Linked DNA regions of Mus musculus: all the other regions are linked to region 3. A link is a loop called in an ENCODE intact Hi-C map of the cell type or tissue named here. Cell type or tissue: left cerebral cortex. All regions are shown on one strand. Each heading gives the region's core, and the rest is flanking DNA. Links, peaks and the distances in the headings are about the cores only. Region 1 has its middle 17 kb from the start of Gm35049. Region 2 has its middle 48 kb from the start of Tent4a. Region 3 holds the start of Gm34903 (a long non-coding RNA gene). Region 4 has its middle 65 kb from the start of Gm35514. Region 5 has its middle 25 kb from the start of Gm35049. Region 6 holds the start of Adcy2 (adenylate cyclase 2).

Region 1 (5,130 bases), core at 587-4,586, 490 kb after region 3:
TGTCGGGAGGAATTTCTTTTCTGGTCCAGTCTATTTGGAGTTCTGTATGCTTCTTGTATGATCATGGGCATCTCTTTTTTTATGTTTGGGAAGTTTTCTTCTATTATTTTGTTGAAGATATTAGCTGGCCCTTTAAGTTGAAAATCTTCATTCTCATCAATTCCTATTATCCGTAGGTTTGGTCTTCTCATTGTGTCCTGGATTACCTGGATGTTTTGAGTTAGGATCCTTTTGCATTTTGTATTTTCTTTGACTGTTGTGTCGATGTTCTCTATGGAATCTTCTGCACCTGAGATTCTCTCTTCCATTTCTTGTATTCTGTTGCTGATGCTCGCATCTATGGTTCCAGATCTCTTTCCTAGGGTTTCTATCTCCAGCGTTGCCTCGCTTTGGGTTTTCTTTATTGTGTCTACTTCCCCTTTTAGTTCTAGTATGGTTTTGTTCATTTCCATCACCTGTTTGGCTGTGTTTTCCTGCTTTTCTTTAAGAGCCTGTAACTCTTTAGCAGTGCTCTCCTGTAAATCTTTAAGTGACTTATGAAAGTCCTTCTTGATGTCCTCTATCATCATCATGAGAAATGTTTTTAAATCTGGGTCTAGATTTTCGGTTGTGTTGGGGTGCCCAGGACTAGGTGGGGTGGGAGTGCTGCGTTCTGATGATGGTGAGTGGTCTTGATTTCTGTTAGTAGGATTCTTACGTTTGCCTTTCGCCATCTGGTAATCTCTGAAGCTAGCTGTTTTAGTTGTCACTGTTAAGAGCTTGTTCTTCAGGTGACTCTGTTAGCCTCTATGAGCAGACCTGGAGGGTAGCACTCTCCTTAGTTTCAGTGGGCAGAGTATTCTCTGCAGGCAAGCTCTCTTCTTGCAAGGCAGGTACCCAGATATCTGGTGTTCGAACCAGACTCCTGGCAGAAGTTGTGTTCCACTCACTAGAGGTCTTAGGATCACGTGTGGAATCCTGTGTGGGCCCTTGCGGGTGTCAGGCGACTCAGCTGGCAAGGTAGCCCGGGGCTTGAGTGGAGTGGAAGGGGTTTGTGCCCCAGATCAAGCCCGGGTAGCCTGCTTCCCTATGTACCGCAGTCTCAAGTTCTGCGCGATTGGATTGGGGCAGGCACTGTGATCCACTCACCAGAGGTCTTAGGGTCCCGTGGGGAGTCCTGTGTGGACCCTTGCGGGTGTTGGGCAAGACTCTGCTGGCAAGGTAGCCCGGGGCTCGAGTCTCGAGTCGAGCGGAAGGGACTTGTGCCCCAGATCAGGCCCGGGTAGCCTGCTTCCCTATGTACTGCAGTCTCAAGTTCCGCGTGATTGGATTGGGGCAGGCACTGTGGTCCACTCACCAGAGGTCTTAGGGTCCCGTGGGGAGTCCCGTGTGGGCCCTTGCGGGTGTTGGGCAAGACTCTGCTGGCAAGGTAGCCCGGGGCTCGAGTCTCGAGTCGAGCGGAAGGGCAAGCATGGTCTTTCTCAGCTGTAATTTCCTTCTAACCTCTGCTTTATCACCACCACATGATCCCTCATGTACTGTAGTTTTCTTCATTCTTATATTTTCATTATACTGATTTATATTAAATTGAATGAAAATTCAAGGCAGTAATTTATCAAATGTTTCACTATATTTTTAAGTTAATTTTTTAGTGGCTACTCTGAGTATTATAATGTTATTTTTCAGACTTATACTAACTTAATTTCAGGAAGATATATGTTTATACTATCCTGACTTTCCTCGTGTTATTAGTATTATGAATATGCTATCTACAAGTATCACAAATCTGACAGTATGTTATTGGTTTTTTTTTTAAACACAGAATTTGTGTCTTTTAAAGTAGCTAAAAGAAGAGAAAAATAAAAACATAAAATACTCTTAAATAAATGAGCCAACAATGACCACTTTATTGGGTTTTTTCCTCCGTGGCACACAGGATGATTCATTTCAAATGCTCTGTAATGTATGTTTTAATTAAGGAGCAAGTCAGTTAAAGTTTGACAATGTGAAACATGCCTTCTTTGCACAACGCCCTTCTAGGTACCATATTTCCATAGGGCTACAAGTATCCCAAGCTCTTGCTGTCTTTGGATTTCTCAGACCTAAAAGATAGCTCTTTCTCGGAGCACAGACATCTATCTAGCACCCATTTCACTTCCACTCTCCCTCAGCAATCTCCTTGCTGGCTCCCTCCTGCTCAGGGACTCAGTCACCCTCTATTGAAGGTGTCAGTTCAACCTCTCCCAGGGTCCACTAGTAATGCATGAAATGCTCCACTGCCACCTGGTGGTCATCTTTTCCTTGGGAAGACTGTATTACACAGACTCACCTTATTTGTTAGCTTTCAAAAACATGTCTTTGAAATTAACATATAATTATACCATCTTCATCTTTTATGTTTCTCTCCCAACACATCCTGCTCTCTCTCTCTCTCTCTCTCTCTCTCTCTCTCTCTCTCTCTCTCTCTCTCTCTCTCTCTCTCACTTGCTCTCTCTCACTCTCTCTCTCCCCCTCTCTCTTAAATTAATGATCTCTATTTCATTAATAGTTATTACACATATGTCTAAATACACTGCAAAGAACAAGAGGCCGAGTGGCCCCAAATGACATGTCTACAACACAATCCTGCACCTGAGACCTAGAGATCAAACCAGAAGAGGGACAGAGAGACGGTAAAAGGAAGAGGAACTGGAGAGCTGCTGTGAGATCACACTTCCAGCTCAACAACATGGCTGCCGAAACCAGACCTGAACAAGGACAACACTAATAGACACACTAATGTGGGAGAAATGTCCTGGGTCCTTAGCCATGGAAAAGGAACATCAGGCAGCTAAGGAATGCTGAGAGCAGGAGAAACAGTCTTCCCCGGGGAGGAGACCTATCATGGATTATCCAACACCAAGTGGTCGGCCATGAGGTTACACACACAAAAATATAGGGACTGACAAGGATGTATTTATATATTTGGAAATATATATGCTTTTAAATAATCTTTGTGAAACTCATTCCTTAAAATTTCTCATACAAGTATGTGGTACAATCTGATTACTGCAATCACCCAACCTCTCATCTCCCTCTCCTTGACGAACTCCTCCAAGTTCTTTTTCCCTCATGGTGCCTATTTTGTTTCTAGTCTCACTGACCTGGATTTGGGGGGTGCACAGGGTTCCACCACCTCCCCCTGAGCTGCTGGCTACATTGGGTATGAAGGAGAGGCAGTCATTGTCTTCTTCCTATGCATACTGACTCACCAACCAGTCTCCTGTGGACAGTTCCAAACCCACAGTCACAGAGATGGCCACAAGAGTTTCATGTTGGCCTCTTCATCATATCTCCTGTCCCCTTTGTTCTACACTTCAGTTACTTTCTTACTCTAATATGACTTGATCACACCTACTGTCTATATCTGGTGTTATTATATGTTGAAAGTTAAATACCATGCACATGTTATTTTATTTTTAAAAATCTGTATTAGTTAAGAAAAAGAAAGAAAAATGTCTTAGGGTTTGTATTCCTGAATAAAACATCATGACCAAGAAGCAAGTTGGAGAGGAAAGGGTTTACTCAGCTTACACTTCCACATTGCTGTTCATCACCAAAGGAAGTCAGGACAGGAGTTCACACAAGGCAGGAACTTGGAGGCAGGAGCTGATGCAGAGACCATGGAGGAGTGCTGCTTACTGGCTTGCTTCCCCTGGTTGTTCAGCTTGTTTTCTTATAGAACCCAGGACTACCAGCCCAGGGAGGGCACTGCCCATAACAGGCCTTCCCACCCTTGATTACTAATTGAGAAAATGCCTTACAGCTGGATCTCATGGAGGCATTTTCTCAAGGGAGGCTTCTTTCTCTGTGATAACTCTAGCTTGTGTCAAGTTGACATACAAACCCAGCCAGTACAAAAAAATATGAAAGTATATCAATATTTATCAGTACACTATTCCCTTTACTAAAGGACGTGTGCATTTTCTGTTAGAATATATTTCAGTTGGTTCATGGGGTCACTGTTTTCCACCTGGATTTTTAAAAGTGTTTCTTTAGACAATTTACTTCTTCATCTGACCCAAATACATGTTTGCAGATTTTTTATATTCTTTGATATTCTTACTGACTGAAGAAGAAAATTTCCAAACTTTCTTTTACATGTTTACTTACTAAAAGAGCTAGATGGTCTATGGCTCTGTTTCTTGAATTTAATACACCCCCACTTCACCAAGGCTTCTAGATCCATAGTCACTGCTTTCAGAGACTAACCACCCACTGGCATTTTCCCATCTTTTGCCACAACAAAGCCCATTCCCTCAGATATCCTTGTTAGTATGTAAAAAGAGATTTGGGGAGTTTTATTTAAAATTTTTACATGCAATATATTTGGATTGTACTCTTTACCCTCCTTCAGCTTCTCTCAGATGCCTCCATCTCCTGATAAAGCCAACTTCAAGATGTCTCTCTATGTCCAAACAAACAAACAAACAAACAAAAAATCATAAGACAGAAAAGGAAACGAAGGACAAAACAAACAAAAAACAGTCACACACACACACACACACACACACACACACACACACATTAAACAAACAACAAACCAAAACATAAAAAGCACAAAATGAATGCAGTCGGTTTTTTGTTAATCAGCTGTTCCTGAACACATGAACTGCCTTGGAGAGTAGTTCATATAGCTGGTGGAACTTTATCAGACAAATCTGATTTCCTTTGCCAGCAAGAATCAATTGAAAGTATCTTCTTGGTTATGGGTAGGACTTTGTGTCCACTTCTTCCAGTCAGTACTGGGATTTTGTTTGTTTTGAAACTGCTCGGGGCTATGTGTGCTGTTATAGTCTCAGAGTTCATGTGTACATCCACCCCGTTGTGTCTGCTGGAAGCTTATTTCTTGGCATCAGCATCACATCTGGCTCTAACAATATTCCCCCCACTTTTTCCACATAGTTCCCTGAGATATGAGGGGAAGGGTTTACTAAAGACATTCCATTTAGAGCTGGCTGAATAGTTCAACGTTTTGGTAGCATATAATGTCTAGTTGGAGCATTCTCTCTCTTGTTATATGGTGACTCCATTTAAATTCCTTTCATATATGTCTATATTTGGGGAGGCTTCTACAGTAATAGGTTTCCATATGGTTTTTCAAAAGATCTA
Region 2 (5,130 bases), core at 612-4,611, 880 kb after region 3:
TCACTCCGTAGCGTGAGTCAGCACTTTAATGAGTCTTAATACTTTGATATTCTTGTCCATAAGACAGGCATAAAGGATTGAAGAGTATTATCAAGGGAGAATTCCAGAACAAATCCATCTAAGGTGCATGTCATGCGCTGCCATTCTGGTAGACACCTGTTCTCTTACAAATCCACTGTCCTCACAGGCTGACCATGGGAAACACAGATATCTTCATGGTGAGAGGCTGCAAAGTGACCTGAATAAAAAAATGTCCCTTGTCATCATTAGAAATAAGTTCAGGGTTGCAGAAGGACCGCCACTCCAATTAAAGGGTTTCAAGAAGAGAAAGGGTTGTAAAGGGAATTATGGGAAGTGGGAAGTGGCGGACCACGTAAGTAGCTTAAGTTCCAAAAATGCAGCAGGACCTTTGTGTAAACAAATGTTTTTAAAGGGTGTAAGGGTTAAAACGTCTGCATAAAGGGTTTAGAAGATGAAGAATGTAACAGATTTTAATTCCTTGACAAGAACAAAAGTTGTGCAGTGTTTGATAGAAAAGACTACCATTTCATGTGTCTCACATCCCTGTTGTGGATGTCAGCAGTCTGCACCGTGACAGGGAGAGATGGAGATGGGCCCTCGATGAATCAGTTTGACCTGCTCCCTACCTAAGCCAGGAAACCTTAACGAACACATGTGCCAGGATCCCTCCACAGGGCACAGTCTTTCCTGGGAAGTGTCCTTCTTTGTCTCTCATTAGAATACCTTCTTGCTGAAAATCAGACCCATTTCTTTGACATCCTGTTGGTTTGACCTGTCAGTGTGTTTACTGTCTAGCTCAAAAGCATTGACTTCAACCCTTTGTGTAACTATAGCGAATTACCCCCAGACTGGAGAATTAATAAACAACACAACACTTGACGATCAAGGCTCAGTAGTGGTGAGCACCTGCAGTGTGGTGTTCATGGCTGCTTCTCTCAGCAGCATCTTCCCATGGATGAGGGCACAGGGCAAAGAGAGGAAGGGCGATGTGGTCTCACAGGATGGCCTAGCAGAAACACTCCCTCCACCCATTCATAAGGACCCTCATCCCCTCCCCAGGGGCTCTGCCATGTGACAAACCCCAAACTCTAGTGTTGTCCATGCAGAGACACATCAAGCCATGTGGAGACACATCAAGCCATCGATTCAAGCAACTAGACCCCGACTTTGGTTAATCAATTAGACTGGGACCACCTGCTGTTTTAAAAAGTGGGGCCACCCTGGGCAAGGCAGAAACAGGTGGGCAGCTCTACCCAAGGAGACGAAGGGAAGTCTTGAGGAAAGCATTTATACCTTTTCCTCCCTGAATGAAATGCCTGTCTAGAGGACCCTTTCCTGGCCAGCTTATCACTGTCTGGGGAGGTATTCTCCTGACCAGCTAGTACATCATTGTCTTGGAGGACCCTCCTGTTCCCAGCTGGAACCACTAGGAGAACCTTTCCCTGGCCAGCTCATCACTGTCTGGGGAGATCCTATCCTGGCTCACCACTGTCTGGCCCCTATTCTGTAACCATGTTTGGTGACATTGATTTCTACCTGAGATAACACAGCAGAAGTAACCTGTTGACTGTCTTCCTCGGTCGACACTCCTGTGCATTTGCCGTGCTGTGTGACCCACAAATTCTCAGCTATTTGCTATCTAGCCTTCTATATAATACATTAGCAAAACCTTGCGATGAGGGCTGAGAGATGGCTCAGTGGTTAAGAGCACTGACTACTTTTCCAGAGGTCCTGAGTTCAATTCCCAGCAACCACATGGTGGCTTACAACCATGTGTAATGGGATCCGATGCATTCTTCTTGTGTGGCTGAAGACAGCAACAGTGTACTCACATACATAAAAAAAAAAAAAAAAAAAAAAAAAAAAAAAAAAAAAACTCGTGTTGAAAATCACTGGGGGAAGGGTTAATCTAGAAATAGTCTAGCACTTTTGTTTTGTAGAGGAGAAAGGTGAGCTGAGAGAGCCATCCTCCGTCATCCCACAGGTGGTGGAGCACTCGTCTACCGGCTATCCTGTACTCAGTAGATATGGGCATGGTCTCTGGTTCATCAGGCTAGCATTTATATAAGTGACCAACAGAAATATTTATGATTTTTTACAGGCAAGTCACTAGGTTCCCTGATCTGATCATTACACATTGAGTGTATGACCTTGAAATGTCATGCTGTACCCTACAGATACTTGAGACTACCACGTAGTCATTAACACTGAAAATATGTCTTTTAAAAGTATAGAAGAAAAAAACAAACAAACAAACAAAGAATCTGGGCAAACAATGCAAAGAAATTCAATAAACAAAGATATCTAGGTACTAAACAATACACTTAAAATGAAATTCTCTGTTCCAGCCACCTCTATGGCCAACAATGTGCATGATAATGTCCTCAGGTGTTGCCTCCGGGTGTGTGTGAGCCCCTGCCCATAAAGGACTGTTGGGCAGGTGGACGACCGCCACCAGCAAATATCCTTTTTGACTCCAACTCGCAGCACTACTGACCTCTAGTGGGTAGAGTCCAAAAGTGGTCTACAGTGCACAGTTCACCTCCACACAGAAAAGTTAGCTAGCTAGCTCAAACTGCCAAGTGTGAAAGCAGGTTCGGATGAAAGCCCCACGTGTGCACAAGATGCCAGTTTGAATGTTGTCTTAGTTACTGTTCTATTGCTATGAAGAGGCAACTTAGAGAAGAAAGCATTTAAATGGGGTTACTCCATTATCGCCGTGGCAGGGAGGCTGACATGGTACTGGAGAAGTAACCGACAGCTCACATCTGATCTACAAGTTCCAAGCTGAGAAAGATACTGAGCCTGGTACACCCAGTGACACGCCTCCCCGGCACCCCAACAAGGCCAAAAGCTCTCATCCACTAACTGGGGACCAAGCATTCAAATATATGAGCTTACGGAGGCCACTCTCATTCAAACCACCACAATGTGAATTGTCTCATAGGCTCACATGTCTGAGCGCTCTGACCTTGGCAGCTGGGACGATTTGAGAAGGTTGTGGAACCTTCAGGGGATAGAACCTTGCTGGAGGGAATGAGTCACTGTGGGGGAGCCTTGACTCTTTACAGCTTGGTCCTACTTCCTGCTTCCTTTTAGCTTTGCAGATTTCAGCTCCTGCCACCGTATCTGTCCCACCATGATGGGCTGTATGCACACACACACACACACACACACACACACCACGAGGGGGACAAAGGGGAAAAGAAATATTCAGAAATTGCCCCCATTGCTCTGTAGGCTGGAGTGTCCAGCAATTTTGTTATGGTAGAGTCCAGGTCAGGTGACAAGGGACTACTGTCAGGCCTCTTCTATCAGGATATCAGCCCCACTTGTGAAGCTTTGCCACCCCAAAGGCCTTCTCTCCTAATGCTTCTGGGAGCAGTACTGGGGTTTAGTGTAAACGTTGTGGGGAGGCATAAACATTCAATCTATCCAGGTTAAAGCATTGCCCTGCTGAGTACATGCAGCCTAGAGTGTCTGCGAATGCAGATGATGAGGTCATATCAAAAAGGCTGGACACTTCCATAGCATGCTGCTTTCCACTTAGAAATTGCAGGAGAAATACTGACACTGAGCAAAAGATGTCTCTGAAGAGCTGGCAGGCAGCAACAAGGAAATCCGAAAAACTCCCCCCCCCCATATCCGATTAGCCCTTTCCTTTGTTCTCACATCTAAGTAGTTGTCAAGAGGGTCAGAGCAGACATGCTCATCAGCCCCTCTGAACTCTGCCACAATGAAGCCTCAAAGGCAGGGGGTGGGGGTGAGCAAGGCTAAACAGAGGAGCCAGAAACCCCAAGGAGCTTGGGCTCCTTTCTCCAGAAGGATGGGAAGTCACTGCCTTTGATGAAGATAAGTCCTTCACATTTCCCAGTGGAAGATGTCCTTTGTGGGATTTTTCCAGGTGGTCATGGACAGAGGATTGGTCCCCAAGTTGGAAATCAAACTTAACTCATGTGAATGGAGCAGCCATTAAAGAAACTGCCTATTCCCCAGAACAGGCAAACTCAGGCTCCTTGGGAATTGAGCCTCTTGGTGAGCCTATGTGTGTCATCCAGCAGTGTGGACCCTGAAGAACACCTCTGGGTGTGGGAGCAGGGATGGGGTAGGTCGGCTATGGTGGAAGAGCACGGAGCCTGCCTGATACCTGCTGCCCCTTTAAAGGCTCATTGGTTAAGAGCACTTGATGCTTCCAGAGGACCTAAGTTCAGTTCCCAACATCCACATTAGGTGGCTCACAGCCACTTAAAAACTCAAGTTGCAAGGGTGCTCTTGAGGCACCTGCAAACACTTCACACACACACTCACACACGTATATGAATGAATACACATAGAATAAAATTAGGTCTTTAACATTTTTATTCTGGGGGCTGGAGAGATGGCTTACTGGTTAAGAGCACCGATTGCTCTTATAGAGGTCCCGAGTTCGATTCCCAGCAACCACGTGATGGTTCACAACTATTTGTAATGATATCTGATGCCCTCTTCTGGTGTGTCTGAAGACAGCTACTTCGTACTCACATACATAAAATAAATAAATCTTTAACAGAAGAATTTATTCTGACACGAGGCTAAGTTGCTGAGTTGAACTCAGGAACAAAGGAAGCCATCTATCCGCGTCACCTGCAGATCCCCTCCTCCCTCCCTCCCTCAGCGTGCTTTTAGCCCCTCGTGCTAGAAGGGCCAGAACCACTATGAGCTGGTGTAGCTGGCTTTCCTGAGACTGGGCACAGGCTTAGAGAGGAACACGGAGTTCCTTCTGTGCCACAAAAGGCAGGCAAACAGAGATTTCCGACCAATTTCGCCCCGCCCCGCACTCTCGCACCCCCACCCCCAGCCTACTGTAGACAGGAGTCCATGTCACATCTCAGAAAGGTCATTTCAGCCAAATCCCCGGAAGCCAGCCGCACGGAGTTTTTTATCTGCTAACTTAAAAAGCACCGGAGGAGAAGGTTGGATGCCCCATCTCACATGAAACTCCAGCCTGCTGTGGAGTAATTCTCTTACTGAACTGTCCTCCTTCGAGGCGCACGCTTCATCCTCCCTGTCTCCGGGGGAGGATCAGAATTGTTTAATCCAAAGCAGCAGAGAGCTCCCTGCCCGCCCGCC
Region 3 (5,130 bases), core at 706-4,705:
ACATCCTCCATTTAGATGGTAGAAACAATAAGAACAATGTCTTAGGGTTACTGTTGCGGTGAAGAAACATCAGGACCAAAAGCAAAGTAGGAACAGAATTTCCCTCACTCATAGCCCTGTAGCACAGTTCATCATACAAAAGCAGTGAGGGCAGGAACTCAAGCAGGACAGGAGCCTGGAGGCAGGAGCTGATGCAGAGGCCATGGAGGGATGCTGCTTACTGGCTTGCTCACTATGGCTTTGCTCAGCTTGCTTTCTTATAGAACCCAGGAGCAGGGTGGCACCTCCCACAATGGGCTAGGCCCTCATCCATCAATTATTAATTAAGAAAATGACTTACAGGCTTTCCTGCAGCCCAGTCTAATGGAGGCAGTTTATTAATTAAGGTTCTCTCCTCTCAAATGACTTCATCATACAGAGCAGTGCCTAAAGTCTCCTGTAGGAGGCTCTCTTCCAGCTTCTCCATATCTTGGCACTCACTTGGAGCTAAGCCCCCCTTCTCTCCCCAGGCTCATAGCAGGCCTGAATCCCTGTTCCCAACTCCTTGACATCCCCAGTAGTTTCTGGGTACACAGGAGGAGAGCTCTCAACTCTTCACTGTTCTCACAGAGTCTGGGTGCATAGGAGTTTGAGAACTCTGTCCCAGCCACGGCCATTTCTCACTCGCAGCTGGGACTCATATCTTAGACTGCATTTTGCCCCCCACCCCTGAGCAGTGGTGTGTCTGTAAGGAATAAACACAGCCTAAGTGGAAACGCAGACCCTCAGTGTAACAACAGTCAGCTATTGAATTAGAAAGGTTATGCTTTACATACACTGTGAACCTAATCTGAAGCAGCTTCTTGGGTTAATTATGAAATCGAAGGAACATTGGCATGGTTTTGTTTCAGTGGCTATTTATGAGCAAAAACTGCTCATATCAGTATTTCATGCATACCCACGTGGACAAACACCGTAGAAGGTTCTTTCTTGTACTAGTTAAAATTAAGTTCTGTTTGTGTAGAAAACTTCCCAACATAGGGACAAAGTTGTTCTCCAGGTCACATGAGATAAACTGGGGTGTCGGGTGCTCTGTCTGATAAGAGGCAGCTCCAGGAAACTTTTCTTTATGCAAAGTAGAGTGCTTTTTGATGAAAAGCAAAATAACAACACAATCTCAGCCACTGTTTTTTTTGTTTGTTTGTTTTTGTAGTTGTTGTTGTTTTTCGAGACAGGATTTCTCTGTGTAGCCCTGGCTGTCCTGGAACTCACACTCTGTACACCAGGCTGGCCTCGAACTCAGAAATCCACCTGCCTCTGCGTCCCAAGTGCTGGGATTAAAGGCCACTGTTAATACTTTCAGAACTCACACACAGATATACAGACACACACAAAGACACACACACACTCACAGACACACATAGACACACACATACACACACACATAGAGCCACATAGATACACACACACACACACACACACACACACACACATAGACACACAGACATACAGACATCAAAAATTTAGATATCAGCTTTTACACACATACACACACACCTAGACATACAGACACACACAAACACTCACACATAGACACACACATAGAGACACACAGACATACTGACACATACATGGACATATACACACAAATACATAGAGACACATAGACACAGACATACAAACACACACACACAGACATAAACACACAGAGACATACACACACACAAAGGCACACACATATACAGATATACACACACATACAGATATATACAGACAGACACTCACAGACACACAAACACAAATATATACAGACATATACACATACACAAAGGTTCACACACTTACAAACACACATAGACACACAGACATACAGATACACACAGACACACACACACATAGAGGCGCACAGACATGCAGTTACACACAGACATACACTCACAGACATACATAGACATAGAGACACATGGACATATACACACAGACACACATACATACATACACACAAAGGCACACACATTCACAGACACACATAGACACACAGACATACATACACACAGACATACACACATAGAGATACACAGACTTACAGACACACACAGATACACACTCACAGAAACACACAGACACACACATAGATACTCACAGACACACACAGGGACACACTCACATATACACACAGACATACACATACACATAGAGACACACAGACTTACAGACACACACATAGATACACACTCACAGAAATACACAGACACACACATAGATACTCACAGACACACACAGGGACACACTCACATATACACACAGACACACAGACACACACACACACACACAGACACACACACTTGATTTAGGTAACCAGTGTGGCATGAGATGTAGTACACCCAGTATATATACAGCTAGCAATTGCTCTTTAGCTGTAGCTCCTAACAATTAGTTTCTTTTCACTAATTGTCCATTCCCAGCAGCCCACCCATGAACTGCCCAGCCCTCCTTCCCTTCAGAGAGGAATGCAGAGGACCGCAGTAAAGATGAGCATGTGGCTGGCAAGTGTCCCTGATCTTCTAACTCATCCACCCCAGGGAGTCCACCACAGTCCTGCTTTGCAGGCTGCAAACTTACTTAAGACCCCGGTAATGTGGCTGAATAAGATGATAAATTTGTCCTCTCATGCTACCATCTAAAATGTGGTCAGCTCCTGCACTGCTCCCTAGGGGGCTCTAGCAGCCTGTCTTTCCCTGAGAAATACACTTCCAGAGGCTGCAGAGCAGACTCGGTTCAAAGGCGTTTTTAAATTACTTTTTTCTCCTTCTGTTGTGCACAGCGGTTCTGCCCCCTGAAATGGAAAAGCCGAGTCAGAGGAAAATGCCCTTTTATGAAGGTTTTTATTAAATCCCTCAAAGTATAACAGTGACATTAAAAAGAAATCGCCTAAGTGGCTTTAGAATGTGTTTTCCGGCGTGCTAGGGTGGATTGTAGAAAGCTGTTTGGAGGAAAACTGTGTTCCACAGGCCCCACTCTGGCTTTGCTGGGATTATCCAGAATCCATTCTGCATGTGTGGAATTGCAGACGTGGAGGCGAGGGCTGATGGTGTCCTTATGTGTCACAAGCTCTCCCTCCCTGCCTGCAGAATGTCCTTCATCCAGGGCAGTAAGAACTTCCAGCGTATGAAGGCTCATGCAGTCTGTCTAGAGCTGCAAAGCAGAGATTCCTAAGGACGACAGCCAGGGTAGAATAAACAGGGGTGTGATCCCTCAGTCCCTCACGCATGATGCCCTGTCACCTTAGACAGCCATCATATTTGATCGCATGTGCTAAAGCAGCTGTAGAGCTGTGGCCATGTTCCTGGTAGGGTCTAGGGATCTTGTCTTGACTGTCCAGTAGATTCACAGCCACGCTAGTAGAATGCAGAGCACCTTCTTGCACGCCCACCCCTCCCTACTCATTTCTCCCTTTCCCTTTGCAACTATTCCTATCTAGCCTATTAAAATTCCACTTGCTTATCTTACTGTGGCTCTTCCCCTAGTGAATTTTCAGCTGCCCCAGGGTGGGTGGTGGGTGGGGCAGGAGCTAATTTTTGTCTTGCTATCTCTTCAGCAATCAGAATAGAGACTGGCATACCCTGGGTACTCCAGAAACACCTGCTACGTGGTAGTTAAAAGAGGGATGAATATATGGAACGGAAGGCCTAAGTCACCTTTTTCGAAAAGTGCATTTAGTAAACCAGGGGTTTCTGTTTGGAGTATGTGTGGTTTAGTACTCTACCCGTGGGACAATCAGGGTCGATCACACCTGCCTCTCACCTTGTGCTAGCAGCAAGCCTGTTGTCCAGTGACCTGTCCCCAGGAGTAGCATGTCCTAGAGTGTGTACCAGAGCAAGATTGAGCCTTCCTCCGAGTCAGGTGGAATCTTGTCAATGGAGGGAGCCCAGCTTCTCTTGGGAGCTCAGCCACAGGGGAGAAGAGGAAGAGAGGAGACCACTGTGTCTTTCTGCACGGAGGACATTCTTACCAGCAACACTGCCCACAAACAGGCGTGGCATGTCCTTTGGCCACGTGCCTCTACATGCAGTGCTATGGCTCTGATTTTGTGTTCACACACAGAGGATCACACAAACATTTGTATGTTTTGCAGTTTTCTCATTGGTGTGTATGCAGGGTGTACATGTCTCTGTATGTCCATATCTATGGAGACCAGAGGACAACCTTGAGCCTTTGAGCATTGACAGGGTCTCTCACTGTTGTGGAGATTGCCAAGGAAGCAAGAGTGGGTGGTCAGTGACCTCCAAGGGTCTGCCTGACTCTACCTTTCAACTCTGGGATGGTAACTGTGAGCCACTATGCCTGGATTTTTTTTTTTTTTTTTGAGACCAAGCTCCAACACATGAGCTCTTAGGGATCACGTTCCAGCTCTGGCAGAAGTGAATTGATAAAAGTGAATGACACAGACAACAAAGGCTGAATCTCTGGCCTCAGTGATGGGTCTGAGAACTAAGGCAGGATGCATGGAGTCCACCTACTCTTCCAGAGCGAGACAAAAGTGAGTCAGTTGAAAGGAATTCTGCCAATTTCAGCTCAAGAGTAAAATATTCTTATGTGAGAAGTTGTAAAAATCGTCAAAGCTTATGATTCCAATGCGCCAGGAGAAGGAACAGGATCTTATCCGCAGGCAAGCCGTGGAGAACAGTTAAGCACAGACCTTCAAAGGTTCTGATACCCACTCTTGACAAGCTGCAGCCTTCTAGACTACAGAGTTGTGACTCCTGTTAACATTTTCTTAGCTTAGCCTACTGGCCTGACTCCCAAGGATAGGCTCTGGGCTTACCAGAACTCAAACAAGGCCCTAACAGAATCAATGACCTTGGAGATTTACAGTTTTGAAAGTAGGTCATATGCTTGTGGGCAAGTAGCTTTGAAGAGAGGAGTAGCAGCCACTGACAAGTAATTTCCACTGTAGTCAGGATGAGCTAGGCCATGCCTGAGCAACCCAGAAGCTTAACCAGTATCATGGCAGAGTTTGTTCTTACTAATCCACAAGACTCATTTTTAGCATCACGTCTGAACTCTATGCTTGGTTGGCTGCCCTCATCTGGCAGCACTGAGAATATTTTTTTAATTTAAAATTTATTTTTATATTTTTTATTTGTTTAT
Region 4 (5,130 bases), core at 481-4,480, 860 kb after region 3:
ACCTATACATGTATATTCATGTGTGTGCACACATATATATATACATACAAAAACATAAGTAAATCAGGCAGACCTCCCAAAACAAAAACAAAAAACAAAAAACAAAAAAAACACAGTGAGAGCTATCATTATACAAGTGAAGAAAGGCTATTTTTCTGTCTGTTTATCTCCTCCTGTGTAAACATTATCAGCTTACCCACGTCCTGAACACCAAACAAGGGCAAGGAGACCTGGGCTGAATCGCTTTAGATACAAGACCTTTCTCAAATGCTGAACCGCTCCGTGTGTCATGCTTGGGAACAGGGAACTGTGACTGTAATCAGGACACTGTTCGTTGGGTCCTTCCTCTCTTGCTCTGAAGGGTTCCATGGGGACAGATGGTGACGTCTGGATCGCACACATTGGCAAGGTGAAGCCACCAACACCCATGTTAGTCAAGACCTGGTGTTCTTGGATGTCTGGTCCTATCACTCAGACCACCCTGTCTGGTTGTCCTTAACAAACATCCATCCACGTCTCCCTGTAGCTAATGTGCATAGTGTTCAAAGCCAAAATCAGTCACCAGCCTGTGGCAGCTTCACACCACACAAGGGCATCTGTGTTTTGTATACTGATGGAAAAGGGGCCAATCTTAAAGCACCCGGGAGCCCTGTATTGGTGGCAAGATTGAAGCTGAGCACGGGGAAGATCCTCAGTCACTCTACCTTCAAGATGTTCCAGGTAATACCACCCAAATCTTACCAATGCTTGCTGCTTCCTGTTTTTGTTAGGCTGAATTCTCTGCTGTGAACATGCAGTCTGAACCAATATGAGATGGCTATGCGGCAGAAAGTGATCACACAGTGTGTGTAGGTGGGTGTGTTTCTGTGTCTCTCTGTCTGTCTGGGTCTGTCGGGGTCTATACATCTGTGTTGTGTCTTAACCCCAAACTTTTGAAAGAAAATTTTAAAAATTGAGTCTTTCAGCACATGATAATTCAGTCACTAGCCAATCCTGCCTGGGTCCCACTGAGCAAGAAAAAATCCCCCAAAGTTCTGTCAACAGAGCGTGCTCTGGAAGTCACCTGATGAACAGCACCCTTGTTCATGGCCAGAGACCTCCAACCAGATGTGTCTGTGTCTCACTCCCATGAGCTCCATACTGCGTTTACAGCACCGGCATTCACAATCGAAATCAGGATAGATGTTTCTCAAAAACCTGAATTATCCGACAACTCAGCTGTGCCTCTGCTGGGATTCTGGGTGCTGCAGAGATACTGCACAATCATGTTAGCTGGCACACCATTGCAATAGTTAGGAAGGGTAACTAGCCCATGTTGGAGTTACCTTTTCGACACTGTGTAAAGATGTGTCTCTGTATTTTCCGTTGTTAATTCTGTACTGGCAGAGATCTGAATGCTGCAGGATCCTGGTATTGTCATTTCCATGGCCCCTCAGCAGCCTTGTCCTTCCTCACTAGCCTAGAGGCAATGCAGAATTGTATCTGATTGGCTGTAATCAAGAGCTGACAGACAATAGCTGGGCAGGAAGTGGAGGGCAGAGCTTCAGACAGACAGACAGACAGAGACAGAGAGATACAGAGAAGAAAGAGTTGAGGGGGATTCACCAGTGGACATGAAGGTATATGGATCCAGCAGAGCAAAGAGGTAGCCTTAGCCTCATGGAGAGATGTAGTGTCAGAATTACTCAGGTTAAGCTAGATGGCTGGCTGGGAGACTGTCCTAGCTAAAACGCCTAAGCTTTAAAATATGAACAAGCCTCTGTGTCATTTTTACCACCAGTGGGTCCAAAAGTCATGCTATAAGCCCAGATTCCCTTCAATAAATGAATGGACAAATAAAACATGGTACACACACACACAATAAAATTTTATTCAGCCGTAAAGAAATCTAAAATCATTATTAAGATGGGTAGACTGAAATCTATTATAATTTTAAAAAATAATACACATTCAGAAAGACAGATATTATGTAATAAGCATCTCACATGCCTATTCTGTATTTTAAATTTTATATTCATGTAGAAATTTGTGAGGGGGTATAAATCATTAAACTAGAAAAAGGGGCAGGAAAGAGGGAAAGGAAGATGTCAGGAAAGAGGGAAAGAAAGAGAGGGCAGGAAAATGAGTGTGGTAGGAAAGGGAAATGAAGCTACTGCTGGAGAGGCCCGGGATTTGAAGCTACTGCTGGAGGGGCCCCGGCTAGCAAAGCTGACATTAGAGATGGGGGAGGGGAAGAAGGCCGGGAGGGAAAGCCATCACTTAGTATGCTGTTTGGAACAAAAGTATATCATGTAATGTGTTGTTTATATTCAAATAAAACTGTGGCATGTTATAATAAATGAAAAGAAGTTAAGAAGTTGTCATTTAAAGAAGGCCTGCTGCAAATCACTTAATAGATAATGAATCCTGGGCTCACTCTAAACAATATGTAGTAATTGTAAACACTTTGGGAATATCTAAATTTAGGAAAGAGTTTCAGCTACTCCCCTCAACACTAAGTTTTAGATTTTCTTCAAAGGAAAACTGTTTCATTTCCAGAATGTAGAAACAATTAAAAGTCTCTTCTATTAATTACCTTCTAATTTGCAGTCTTGCGAAGTCACCATGGAGCTGCGCTGAGGCGATGGCGCCGCCTGGAGGCCAGTGGTGAAACTCTCTGACCTGAAGTCCCTGGTAGTGAGGCTAAGGGAACCATTTTCCTACAACTCATGGAAAATGCCACCCTTCTCCTTTCAACAATTCTTTCCAAGGAAGAATAACTTTCCCACCCACTTCTACTTACAAATAAAATATTAAGCTGCCTCTGTGCTTACAACTAATATCAAGGTGCCAAGGGGAAGACAGCTGGAAGTGATCTAGAAATATCACCCAACTGCCGACCTTCGAGGCCCCTTCCAAGAGACCCCAGAAACCCCATTTCCTAAGCTGTAAAACGTTGGTGCTTTGTCCCTAATCTATTTCTTAGTTGCTGTGGATGGAGTATCTTTACGTCTAAATGCCTTGTGTTCTTCTCAGAAGAGTCCAGAGGAGTTGTGCTTTGGGAAAAACAAAAACAAAAACTCGAAACCTCCCTGCCCCGTGAGTCCCACTCATGAGCCCCAAACACCTAGATCCCCAACCCCATAGTCCTCTGAGATCTCAGCCACTCCCGAGGGTCACTCCTGCCCAGGTGGGTTCCACACATGTCTCCTCATCAGTGAAGAGCAAGCTATGAGGACGGTCATATCCATCCACTCGAGACTCCTGGGTGTGGGCAGATGTCTGGAAGTGACGTGACGCCCAGACTTTCCTCTCCTTTCCAGAGCTTGGTGCATGAAATTCCCCCTAAAATAAAGTCACAGGTTAGCCAGGCGCCTTTTTTGGGTGAAGAGATCTTAGCTTGTGGGAGTAAGCGTGTCAGGTGTGAAGAACGACAGACACCTGTGAGCCCCCAGACAAGAGTGGAAACTGCAGAAAGGAAGAAAGTGCTCCAAAGCTCAGAGTCCAGCCGCTCACTGGCAGCCTGGGTAGAGAAATAGCGCCCCCCAGTGTCTCTGGTTTGCACCAACTGGGTTTCAGTTTTTGTTTGGTTTTCTCTCACGGTCCTGTGGTCTCTGTGTAGAAAAACGATTCACCCTTGTTCATATTGCAGCAGCTGACCTCAGGTACTTGTTCAAGAATTCTAAATTGCTTCCAGAAAACAGGATGAGCACACTCCAGTGTAGTGCCAGGGAAACAGTGACCCCCTCGCCCCCCCTCCCCCAAAAAAGAAAACCAGACAGAAGCCAATTTGATGCAACTCACAGCAGGGTCTTTATTCAAGCTAGCTCACCCCACACACACACCCCCAACGCACCGCTGTCACAGAGAAAGTTTTTTTGGGGAGGATCCCCGAATGTCTATAGGGCAAGACTTTATAGTAAGCAGCAAGCAGGGAGTACATGTGCAAGCATCTAATTGGAAAGCTCCTGTGGCCTTTAACATAATTGGTTGGTGCTGGGAGTCATATCATAAAGTTAACTTCTGCTCCCCTCTGCATTGGTGGTTGTTAGGCAAGGGGTGGGCTTGTAACCTGGGGGGGGGTGCAGGTTTGTTGGGGAAAAAACCTGGAGACCTCGGTCTTGTTGATGGTGTAACCTGGAAACGCTGGTCTTGTTGGAGATTAGCCTAGAGACTGGAGCTAGGCTCCGGTTTTGTTGGGTGGGGCAACTTGGAAACTAATGCTAGGTACCAGCCTGCTAGTTTACCTGAGTTCAAACTTAGGTTAGGTTCTCTAAAATGGAGTTTGAATTTAAAAGATTTGTCATTTCTCCAGTATGTCTCTCACCAGTGATTTCTCACGTGGCTTTTGGAGGTGATCAGTGGAACTTAAGAAAAGTTGAATTAAAGCATGCTAATAGTTACACACACACACACACACACACACACAAATGTCTGCCAGATGACCAGCAAGGCACAGAAGATGGGAGGCGTGCATGAAAACAAGGTATGTGTGGTCGGCTTGGCATGAGCTGTGTTTAGGCCCACTTCCCTGAGAGGTGACTGGGTGCAGATGTAAAATGGTGAGATCTTCTTCCCTGCTGTTCACATACCGAGCGAAGGCATCTCTGTGTTCCTCCCCACTCTTAGCCCCGTGGACACCCATGAAATCTCACATCCCACATGCAATCACACACAGCGATTGGTCCAGGGAGCATAGGATATGACAAGCTGACCAGCTCATTGGGAGGCATCCAGGTAAAGAAAGAAGAGATTAAAGCAGCCATGACATCTAGCTAGTGGCCTGTCACTCATGGCTGAGTCAGGTTATTCTCTTCCTGAACATAGGCACTTTCACGGAGCACAGTGACTGAGACACAGCAAGAGCATTCCACTGGCTGTGTAAGGACGGACTAAGAAAGGAGTTGGGGGGAAGAGAATAAGAGGAAGAGAGATCTCCCTACCCCCACCCTCATCCCCACCCCCGAAAAAGACCTATAAGGAGACTCTGTGGTTCCCCCAACACTGCTCTAAGCTCTGCGTTAGTCACTGTGCCCTGCAGCTATACATCCAGAGTGCCCTGGAAGAGACATAGGGAAAGGTTAATCTCCCTGACTCTTACCTTTTCAACACAGGACTCATTCAGTGTCAAAGACTGTCATGAAGCAGCTA
Region 5 (5,130 bases), core at 376-4,375, 490 kb after region 3:
AAAAGCAAAGATGAAGTCTTTATGAACAATATCCAGATCATGACAGAAAATACATATGTGTATATGTGTGCAAATGTGTGTGCAATAGCACTTGTGTAGATGTAAAAGGAGACAAAAGTTGACATGTTTGACAACACATGCCTTTCCTGCTGAGCCATCTCACCTGCCCAGCCTTTTCCTAAACTTGATTTTGAGCAAGGGTATCACTAAGTTGCCTAGGCCTGCTTCCTGAACTTGAGATCCTACATCTTGCATGTAGTTGAGGCTACAGACATGGACTACCATGCAAGTCTCTCTGACTTTATATTTTTCTGTCTCTCTGTCCATCTGTCTGCCTGCCTATCTGTCTGTCTGTCTGTCTGTCCCTGTCTCTGATAAATATAAGGGGAGGGAGAAAAATTCTGAAAGGCCATATACCAAAATATGGAGAGGACTTATATTATTTACCATTTTAGCATTCTCCATGGTTCCCCGCCTTCCTTTTCTGAACTATGTGTATGTGACTTTGGCAATAAATCATATCATAAGCGTTTTTCCTCTAAAATTTTTATCACATTTTCAGACCTACTTGCAAAAGACCTTCTTTTGTACTTAATATCGCCTTGCTTCTGAAATCCTATGACAGAAATTACTGTTATTTCCCTGAAAATCACACTCAACCTGCACGCTATTCACTCACTGTTGAGAAAGCATCCATCCGTCTAATCTACCAGTAACTCAGAAATTATAATTTAAAGGAATCTTCAACTCAGCTTTTACATCATGGAACTACCATCTTTGCATGTGACTAAGAAGAAAACAACACAGTTTCTAAATTGATCAGGAGGAAAAAACCTTTTTGTTCACTGCCTATAAATGCAGCAGATAATTACAGGGGAAAACACATAAAAAATACAGAGAGAAATGGACGTTTTAACACCACTCCTTCCTGAAAATGAGATTTTTGCAATGCATATTATTTTTCTGCTTTTATGGTGTTGTTTGAATGTTCCTTTTTTACAAAAGAGAGTTTTATCAAAAGAAGGTTAACAATGACACAATGAACTATTGCTGCTAAAAATAAAAAAATAAAAAATTTAAAAAGAGACACAGTAATCTCTCCTAGATGATGTAACCAGAGCTTATTTAAATGTTTGCTTGTGGGCTGGAGAGATAGGTCAGTGGTTAAGAGCACTGACTGCTCTTTCAGAGGTCCTGATTTAAAATCCCAGCAACCACATAGTGGCTCACAACCATCTGTAATGGGATCAGATGCCCTCTACTGGTGTGTGTGAAGACAGCTACAGTGTACTCATATAAATAAAAAAGCAAATCTGAAAGAGAGAAAGAAAGAGAGAGAGGGGAGGGAGGGAGGGAGAGAGAGGGAGAGAGGGAGAGAGAGAGAGAGAGAGAGAGAGAGAGAGAGAGAGAGAAAGAAAGAAAGAAAGAAAGAAAGAAAGAAAGAAAGAAAGAAAGAAAGAAAGAAAGAAAGAAAGAAAGAAAGAAAGAAATGTTTGCTTGCAGTTCTTGTGTCATAGAACCCAGGCTGCATTGCAGAGATGTCATTATTTAGAAAATACAAAAACAAAATCATGCTGTTCTGCTATGCTTATGACCAGGAGACTCTGTTAACACTATTTCATTGAGTCTTTAGAATGCTGAAGTGAACTTTTGAATGGTTTGAACCGTGCTAAAATTAAAGCATCGAAAGAAGTGAGCTACACAGAATCAACTGACCAGGATGCATGGGGGCTCACAGAAATCAAGGAGCTTTGGAATATTCCACCACCTTTGGCTCTTACAACCTTTCCCCTCCTCTTCTACATAGATCCCTGAGATCTGAGAGGAAGGATTTAATGAAGACATCTTCCTTACAACTCCAAAGTCTCTACTTCTATATATTGTCCAGCTGTGAGTCTGTGTGTTGATTGCCACCCACTGTATGAAGAAACTTCTTTGATGTGAGCCAAGCAAGGCACTGATTTATGAGCATAGTGGTATGCCATTAGGAGCCATTTATTGTTATGTTCTTTTACCAGAGCAATAGTTAGTTTACTCTTTGGTCAATGACCTATCTGGTCTCGAGTTAGGCGTGTCAGTCATGGGTTTCCTCTCAATCCCAATCTGAAGGTAGTTGTTTACTTATATAACATTTGTACCACTGTTTCATCTATATATCTTCCAGTCAGTTCACTGTTCTAGGTCACAGGTTTTGTAGCTTGATAATACTAATGACATTTTTCCTCTAGTAGTATATAAAGTACATTCCAGTATGATGAACAATGGTTAGTAGGGGCAAAGCTTAAAGTTGGACACTAACTCGATTTCTCCATGTCCGGTGGCATAAATGAATTATGTCTTCATCAATGTGGTCTTACAGGCACAGTTATAGAGTAACCAATAGTTTTAGCAATAGCCTGTGGTGTCATAGTGTGTGTGTGTGTGTGTGTGTGTGTGTGTGTGTGTGTGTGTGTGTGTGTAACTTTTGGTCAACACCTCAACAAGATGTAACTCATTTCTGGCTCTACAGGTTGTACTTGGTACCATAGGATGTCAAGTTAAGGTCTTGTCTCTTCTACTGTACGGTGACTCCTATACAGTGAATTTCTTTCATATATGTCTATACTTCAGATGGCTTCTATAGTGCTGGGTTTCCATGTGGCTTTTCAAAAAGACCCTTAATCTATTTTGTTAATTAATATCTGCTTGAAAAGCAGAAATCCATTTTCTCTAGTGAAGTGTCACTGGGTATGTCTACCACACTCCAGAGCAATCCCCAAGTGCAGGAGTAGTGGGCCAATACAAAACAGACTCCATGTTCTCTGGTGTACTTTTTGCTTGATTTTGTTACTTGTCCTTTTTTATTCAGTTTGCTTTGTTTTGGGTTTTATTTTAGTGTTTAGTTTATTGAGACAGAGACAGAGAACATAAAGTTTCTGAGTAGAGAGGTTAGGAGAAGCTGGGAGAAGCTGAAAGAAGCTGGGAGAAGCTGGAATGGGGAAAGGGTATAGTGAGCACATTATATGAAAACAATTGAGAGTTTCTGAGGCGGCGCCATCTTCGGCTCCAGACAACCGGCCACCTTCCTGGTGAGAGCACAGGGGACCGCCCGGCCTGAGAGGTTTCTGCCTCAGACCCCAGCGGGAGCCTCCTTGGCTCCAGGACTCCGCGGAGGGCAGGCTGCACGGGTGAGGGGGTGGTATACAGAGGCCAGCCGTTTCTGGGACAGGCGAGAGCCACAGAGCTTCTGAGGCGGCACCATCTTCTGCTCCAGACAACCGGCCACCTTCCTGGCCAAAGCAACACAGCTTCTAGGAAAGATACTGTTTTGGGTCTTCATCTTCAGCCAGGAGAAGGTCCAAACACCAGATAACTGTGCACCTTCCCTGAAAGAGGAAAGCTTGCCTGCAGAGACTGCTCTGACCACTGAAACTCAGAGGAGAGAGCTAGTCTCCCACGTCTGCTGATAGAGGGTAACAAAATCAACAGAGAAACAATCTCTAAACAAAGACAACTATAACAACTAACTCCAGAGATTGCCAGATGGCGAAAGGTAAACATAAGAATCCAACTAACAGAAACCAGGACCACTCACCATCATCAGAACCCAGAACGCCCACTTCGCCCAGTCCAGGGCACCCTAACACACCTGAAAAGGTAGACCTAGATTTAAAAGCATTTCTCATGATGATGGTAGAGGACATAAAAAAAGGAATTTAATAACTCACTTAAAGAAATACAGGAGAACACTGCTAAAGAGTTACAAGTCCTTAAAGAAAAACAGGAAAACACAACCAAACAGGTAGAAGTCCTTATAGAAAAACAGGAAAACACATCCAAACAGGTGATGGAAATGAACAAAACCATACTAGACCTAAAAAGGGAAGTAGACACAATAAAGAAAACCCAAAGTGAGGCAACGCTGGAGATAGAAACCCTAGGAAAGAAATCTGGAACCATAGATGCCAGCATCAGCAACAGAATACAAGAGATGGAAGAGAGAAACTCAGGTGCAGAAGATTCCATAGAGAACATCGGCACAACAGTCAAAGAAAATGGAAAATGCAAAAAGATACTAACTCAAAACATCCAGGAAATCCAGGACACAATGAAAAGACCAAACCTACGGATAATAGGAGTGGATGAGAATGAAGATTTTTCAACTCAAAGGACCAGCAAACTTCTTCAACAAAATTATTGAAGAAAACTTCCCAAATCTAAAGAAAGAGATGCCCATGAACATATAAGAAGCCTACAGAACTCCAAATAGACTGGACCAAAAAAGAAATTCCTCCCGACACATAATAATCAGAACATCAAATGCACTAAATAAAGATAGAATACTAAAAGCAGTAAGGGAAAAAGGTCAAGTAACATATAAAGGCAAGCCTATCAGAATTACACTAGATTTTTCACCAGAGACTACGAAAGCCAGAAGAGCCTGGACAGATGTTATACAGACACTAAGAGAACACAAATTCCAGCTCAGGCTACTATACCCAGCCAAACCTTCAATTACCATAGATGGAGAAACCAAAGTATTCCACGACAGAACTAAATTCACCCATTATATCTCCACGAATCCAGCTCTTCAAAGGATAATAACAGAAAAAAAAATACAAAGACTGGAACCACGCCCTAGAAAAAACAAGAAGATAATCCCTCAACAAACCTAAAAGAAGAAAGCCACAAGAACAGAATGCCAACTTTAACAACAAAAATAACAGGAAGCAACAATTACTTTCCCTTAATATCTCTTAATATCAATGGACTCAACTCCCCAATAAAAAGACATAGACTAACAAACTGGCTACACAAACAAGACCCAACATTTTGCTGCTTACAGGAAACTCATCTCAGAGAAAAACATAGACACTACCTCAGAATGAAAGGCTGGAAAACTATTTTCCAAGCAAATGGTATGAAGAAACAAGCTGGAGTAGCCATTCTAATATCTAACAAAATCGACTACCAACCCAAAATAATCAAAAAAGACAAGGAGGGGCACTTCATACTCATCAAAGGTAAAATCCTCCAAGAGGAACTCTCAATTCTGAATATCTATGCTCCAAATACAAGGGCAGCCACATTCATTAAAGAAACTTTAGTAAAGCTCAAAGAACACATTGCACCTCACACAATAATAGTGGG
Region 6 (5,130 bases), core at 706-4,705, 400 kb after region 3:
AAACAGAACATAAAAGAGACTCTTTAGGGACAAATGGGAAGAACAAAGGCAACTTAGAAAAGGGAGCCTTAAGTCCCTTAAGTTCTCCTGGCATGAATTTCTCACGGACCCATTCAAGAGTACCTAATTCAACGTGGTTGAAGTTGGAGCGTTCTAACCTGGAAAACAAAGTAGTGTGCCTGGGGAACACGAACTTCGCACTTGTCTCCCTAGACTAATGGCACTATAAATAGGCCATCACCTGCTCCTCTCCGTTTAGGAAGGAACCAGCCAGAAGGATTTGAATTACTCACAAACAGAAACACTTAGGAGGAACACGTTTCCAAAGGACAACTGTGATGTTTTCTTGCCAGCAATGTGAAAGTGAGGTGAGGTCTTTAAAGACTGTTGGCCCCGCCCGTGATCCCGCCCCCCTTCCCCAAATCTCTCTTTAAGTTCTTTTTGGTCTTATAAGTAGGGACAAGCAAGTGCGGCAGGGGTGGGGCTGTCGTCTTCTCACACCTAGGCTACCAGGATCAAAGGAGCTCCCTGCTTGGCCTGCTACTGGAGAGGGCCAGTGACGTCATAGTCTGCCACGTTGGATTATCTTTCCTTACCTCATGGAACTCAATCAGAAAACAGGACCCACGCTCGTGGGGGACATTTAAAAAATTGTACCGTGACTGAAACTTTTTCCTCCCGATTCATAATGTGAGCGCCATATGGTTCGGATATATAAAACGAATTGTCAAATACCTAACAGAGTTTCTGTGTCCTTGAGGCAGCGTGAGCTGAATCTGCTTGAGACTGGTGAAAACAGGCATGTCTTTACATTCTAAGCTCTGGGAACACCGTTCAGCAGAAACATCCCGCATTATCCTCTAACCACACAACTCACGAGCTGATCCAGGCCTCGGACAAGACAGTCTGCACAGGCAAATCATGGTCAGGGGGAAAAGTTTGAACCACACTGAAGAGAAGGGAGCGCTAAGAGGAAGTTACCGCCATCTACAGATTTCCTTACAGGGCTCCAGGGAGCCAGCCTGAGATTCCTGACTGAAAATTATGAACCAGAAAAACTGACATCAGCTATTGAGCTGCGTTAATGCTTCTAGCCGTGAAAACATGCTTTAACCATCAGCAGGGAACCATGATCGAGTCCTGCACTTCTCTAAAAAGGGGAAAGCAGCGAGGGTCCCTTCCATTTTTAGCTCACTTATAGTCTCTGGAGATGAGGCTTGGGCATCTGCTCAACACTCCATCACTTTCTCTCTACATGGCTAAACACGAAAAGATTCAAAAGCCAAGATGCACAACATTATCTGGTTTTCATTTTCGCTGTCATGAACTGCTTTCCCAAAGCACCTTGTTTTTTAAGAGTTAAATGATGCCCAGACCAAACTCAGAGAGGAGAGCCGGGGGCGTTCCGCGGACAGGGATGGGAGGCAGCTAGCGCGCCAAGGAAGCCTGAGGACTGCCTCTGCTGCGGGCAGCGGCGCCGGGAGAAAGCGCAGAGTTGGCCACGGGGCGCAGAGATGCTGAACCCACACGCCCTGCCCGTCCACCTGGAGCAAGCCCTGGCAACTTTATTTTGGGCAAAGCCTTCCAAGGAAACTTTTCCTCTGTCCACAGCTCTCGCCCTAGCCAGGCCGGCCTCGGGCAGGGCACAGGGGTGAGGAGCAGCCTGGGGCGGGACACGGTCGCCTGCGCGGTCCCCTCGGAGCCACGGGGAGGCCACTCACCAGCCCGAGCGCGAAGAAGACGGCGAGCAGGGCGAGGCAGGCGCCCATGACGATGAGCAGCAGGAAGACGATGAGAGGGTGCTGCTGGCTCATGCAGTAGTAGGACTCGTAGAGCCAGTCCCGGGACCGCTGCAGCCCCTCGCCGCCGCCCGCCGCCGCTGCTGCCGCCGCCTCGGCGCGGTCCCGCAGGTAGCGGCGCCGCCGCATCGCCTCCTGCCACATCGGGGCGGCTCGCGGGGCGCCCGCTGTGCGCGCCCTGCCCGGGCAGCGCCGCTCTGTGGTCACCTACCGCCTGCCGCCCCCGCGCTTCGCGACCCGCCGGCTGCCCGCCCGGAGCTGTGCTCAGGGGCCTCGGGCGCGGGCGGAGCTCGGAGCCCCGGGCTGGGCGCGCTGACGCGCGGGCGGGGGCCGGGGGCGGCCTCAGGGCAGCTCCCGGGCGCCGCCGCCGCCACCACCGCTCGCGAGGGCGGGAGCCACCCGGCCCCTCGGCCCGCCTCGCCCCACCCCGCGCGCAGCGCACCGGCCTCCGCGCAGGGGCGGCGCCGGCCCGCGCCCACCACCGCCCCCCGACGGCCAGGCTGGGCTCCAGAGAAAGCTTCAGACCGAGTCCTTGCCCTCCAGCCTGTCGCAGGCTGCACAGTGGGGCGCCTCCTCCTCTCGCTTTTGGACTCCAGCCAGGCAGATTGGGGCTTCAGCCTTGTTCTCCACTACAGCAGAGAACAGCCTGAGGGCTACTGTTGGGCTCCTGGAGTCTCCCACCTGACTGCCAGAGTCCCCACTGCCTCTCCATGATCTCACAAGGCAGCAGTGTAAAAGGCTGCCATGCTTTAATACCCCCCAGCCTGGAGAGGGGGTCCCATATCCCTGACCACCCCTCTTTAGTATGCCTACTTAGCAAAATGTGGCTTCTTTCTCACTTTCTCTATTGTAATTTGACTCCCAGTACAGAGCAGGAGTTAGGACCCTCCAGGACTTGTGGGAGTCCTTTTGAAAGAATGGCCCCCACGAACTCAATTACACAGTGACTGGAGACACCTGTGGTCCTCAGGCAGCGGGCCTCTCCTTTTCTCTGCCTTTGCTCTCCGCGCCTTAGAAGTACCCTATGGACCTCTGTGTTTGGCATCGCAGATCTCCCCAGAACCCTTTCAGTCAGACAGGGATGGCACAGAAGTTGGAGCAAGGAATGAGAATCATCCTCTGTGGGCAAGGTTGGCTTGGGAATCACTCATCCCATGCCGCTTGACACTCTCGGGGACCAAATGCACGAAGCATGACAGACCTAGCTAGATCCTCGTGGACAGGCTGGGCAGGCATTTCGTGGTTGTGACCTCAACCTTTGTTCTTTCTAGATGACAGGACTAACCACTGACCTTCAAAAGACTGCTTCTAGAAGGTTCCTATTTTCCTGTCCTTCCATCCAAAGAACCCACAAGCCATTTTTCTCCCCCAAATCATTTTCTAAGGAGTCCAAAACACAACACCGCCTCAAGAGCTATTCCACATTCTCTGTCAGCCCGGAACTGCCTTAGACCTTTGCATGTTCCCTGACAGCAGCCTGCCTACCTGAGTTGCAAGCCAGCCAGCATGAACAGGTAAGCTGAATAACTGTGTGACTCTCAAATGCTGGACCTAGGCCATGCACAGAGTCTCAGACCCAGGGATTTCCAGGGATTTTATTTTTGGACCCAGAGAGTGAAGACACAGCTGTGTTCTCAACCTCGATAGAGGGCAAGGATGGAGTTAATGGGAGAGTTGACTTGAAATCCAGGACATCCCAGCTTTCCTCACCCAGTCCTGGAGGAAATCACGATGGATCCCTAATAGTGAAACCAAGCTTGTCATGGAGCCTCCCTGCCCTGCTTGACCTCTGATAAACAAAACCTCACCCTTTACCAGACATTTCTATGGAGCCTCAACTTCTCCTGCAGGCTCAAACCCTCTGATTGACTGGGCCCTTTCTTCTGAACCAGCAACCATAAATTTTAAGGTTGTATAGGTGTTTAGACATCCCGAAAGCAAGCCTCAACAACAAATAGCACTAATGAATAGAACTTATAAATAGCCAGGGCTGATCCACTCGCAGGAAACATGGCTAAGTAGGCTGTGCAGATTCTATGTGCAGGACTGTCTAGGTTAGGCAGAATTGTGCATTTCCAGTCCCTCCCTGCTAGGGAAGTTCTGTTACTCACCTCCTCTCCAGCTCCCATTTCCTCACTGCTAGCACTAAGAAGCATTCTCCTTCACCCACACGAGAAGGAAGAAAAGACAATCAGTGATCTAAGTATAAAGGGTGGGGAAGTGTAAGACCTATGAGGGAACAGCAATGCTTAAGTACTTTCTTTTCTCTAGCAGAAAAGAAAAATGTATTTTAACATCCGTTGTCCATCCATGACATATGTGGTAAGAAACTGCAGCTCAAGAGATTTTGTTAAAGTAATCTTAAAATATTTTGTAAAAGTGAAATAAAGACAAAAATCTAACTGGAAAGACCCTGCATGTGCCTTTAGGGGGTGTTTAGTGTCCCACTCTTCCATTTAATTAAACAAATATTTATTTTGTGCCTACCATACATGCACTAAATGCTGATGGGGGGGGGGAGTATAGACAGCCTGGGGCCATTGGAGGTGTTCCCTGTGTCCTTAGAAAGACAGAGACCCATGGAAGCAACCAGGAATAAAACCCAGTGTTCCTCTCTGCTTTGCTCTCCCTCTCCCTCAATGGAGTCACCACACACCAGTCTTTGGAAGGAAGCACCATGGCAGTTAAGGTGGTGTCTGCCTCCTCTGTGGTCGCATCAGGACTTGTTGTTCTGTTTCGTTTGGGGTGTTTATTTTTTATGAGAGCCTCTGTCAATGTTTCACATGCAATACTAAAAAGAAAAAAAGTGAACTATTTAAAATGATTGTTATTCTGTCAGTGTTTTGGTATCCATGGGACCAAGAATCTTTTACAAAGTTTGCAACAGTTCTTATTTTTGAAAGGGAGGCAAAAGAAGAGGAAAGATAACCCCTAAGCGGTGTGAGACAAAATGAGAAATAACCTTTAGTAGAAAGCCAAGACATGAAATATAGGCTTGTGACAATAAAGGGACCCTAAGGAGTCCTCTAGCTCATCTCTGCGCCTTCAGGTGTCAGCACTGCTGCAAAGCAGTAAGGCATATGGAGCAAGGGGGCTTGCCCATAAATGTACCCTGCATCAATTTGTGACAAAATGCACAAAGAAATCAACTATGGAGGCTCTAACTAGGCCTGTGGGAGGAAAAGAACATTTGAAAACGTCATCTTTCCTGCAACGCTAGAGGGCACCCTTCTATCTTGCTAGGGAGAAGCAGCAGGCAGGCTCTCTGGGGAGGGGCTTAAGTACTTGGTGCAAGGTTTTGTTACCTTCACTTTGAATTCTTAATAGTTTT

Evidence for each region. A loop is a pair of places that touch in the nucleus more often than their neighbours do. Peaks named below come from ENCODE experiments on the same cell type or tissue, not always from the same donor. Only the 100,000 strongest peaks of a DNase experiment are listed, where the experiment ranks them.
Region 1: a loop joins it to region 3, with 5 times the contacts of the local background. A loop is called at or near these places in 11 of 42 quality-filtered maps.
Region 2: a loop joins it to region 3, with 5 times the contacts of the local background. A loop is called at or near these places in 10 of 42 quality-filtered maps.
Region 4: a loop joins it to region 3, with 4 times the contacts of the local background. A loop is called at or near these places in 16 of 42 quality-filtered maps.
Region 5: a loop joins it to region 3, with 2.8 times the contacts of the local background. A loop is called at or near these places in 9 of 42 quality-filtered maps.
Region 6: a loop joins it to region 3, with 5 times the contacts of the local background. A loop is called at or near these places in 15 of 42 quality-filtered maps.

Annotation. Positions count from the first base shown.
Region 1 is chr13:69,084,585-69,089,714 of GRCm38, forward strand. No RefSeq gene overlaps it. Among named protein-coding and RNA genes, the nearest start is that of Gm35049, 17 kb to the left of the region's middle. In left cerebral cortex, for the core only: a CTCF peak has its summit at 2,271 (motif pointing left); a DNase peak (open chromatin) is centred at 2,256.
Region 2 is chr13:69,483,008-69,488,137 of GRCm38, forward strand. No RefSeq gene overlaps it. Among named protein-coding and RNA genes, the nearest start is that of Tent4a, 48 kb to the right of the region's middle. In left cerebral cortex, for the core only: CTCF peaks have their summits at 2,531 (motif pointing left) and 4,482 (motif pointing left); a DNase peak (open chromatin) is centred at 2,532; H3K4me3 peaks cover 55 bases; H3K27ac peaks cover 24 bases.
Region 3 is chr13:68,598,708-68,603,837 of GRCm38, forward strand. All of the region lies in intron 1 of 1700001L19Rik (RIKEN cDNA 1700001L19 gene), which reads left to right. Gm34903 (a long non-coding RNA gene) reads right to left here and starts at 5,086. Exons shown (of 2, transcript XR_382605.2): 1 at 3,784-5,086; 2 at 2,846-3,191. In left cerebral cortex, for the core only: a CTCF peak has its summit at 2,698; DNase peaks (open chromatin) are centred at 2,701, 3,051, 3,925, 4,050 and 1 more place; H3K27ac peaks cover 1,512 bases.
Region 4 is chr13:69,457,618-69,462,747 of GRCm38, forward strand. No RefSeq gene overlaps it. Among named protein-coding and RNA genes, the nearest start is that of Gm35514, 65 kb to the left of the region's middle. In left cerebral cortex, for the core only: CTCF peaks have their summits at 2,636 (motif pointing left) and 3,529 (motif pointing left); DNase peaks (open chromatin) are centred at 2,647 and 3,495; H3K4me3 peaks cover 320 bases.
Region 5 is chr13:69,092,392-69,097,521 of GRCm38, forward strand. No RefSeq gene overlaps it. Among named protein-coding and RNA genes, the nearest start is that of Gm35049, 25 kb to the left of the region's middle. In left cerebral cortex, for the core only: no CTCF peak of the experiment used is centred there; no DNase peak of the experiment used is centred there.
Region 6 is chr13:68,997,353-69,002,482 of GRCm38, forward strand. It overlaps Adcy2 (adenylate cyclase 2), which reads right to left and starts at 2,189. Exons shown (of 25, transcript NM_153534.2): 1 at 1,722-2,189. The coding sequence starts at 1,943. Gm35161 (a long non-coding RNA gene) reads left to right here and starts at 2,193. Exons shown (of 5, transcript XR_873632.3): 1 at 2,193-3,313. In left cerebral cortex, for the core only: a CTCF peak has its summit at 2,317; DNase peaks (open chromatin) are centred at 935, 1,403, 2,272, 2,938 and 2 more places; H3K4me3 peaks cover 1,919 bases; H3K27ac peaks cover 3,566 bases.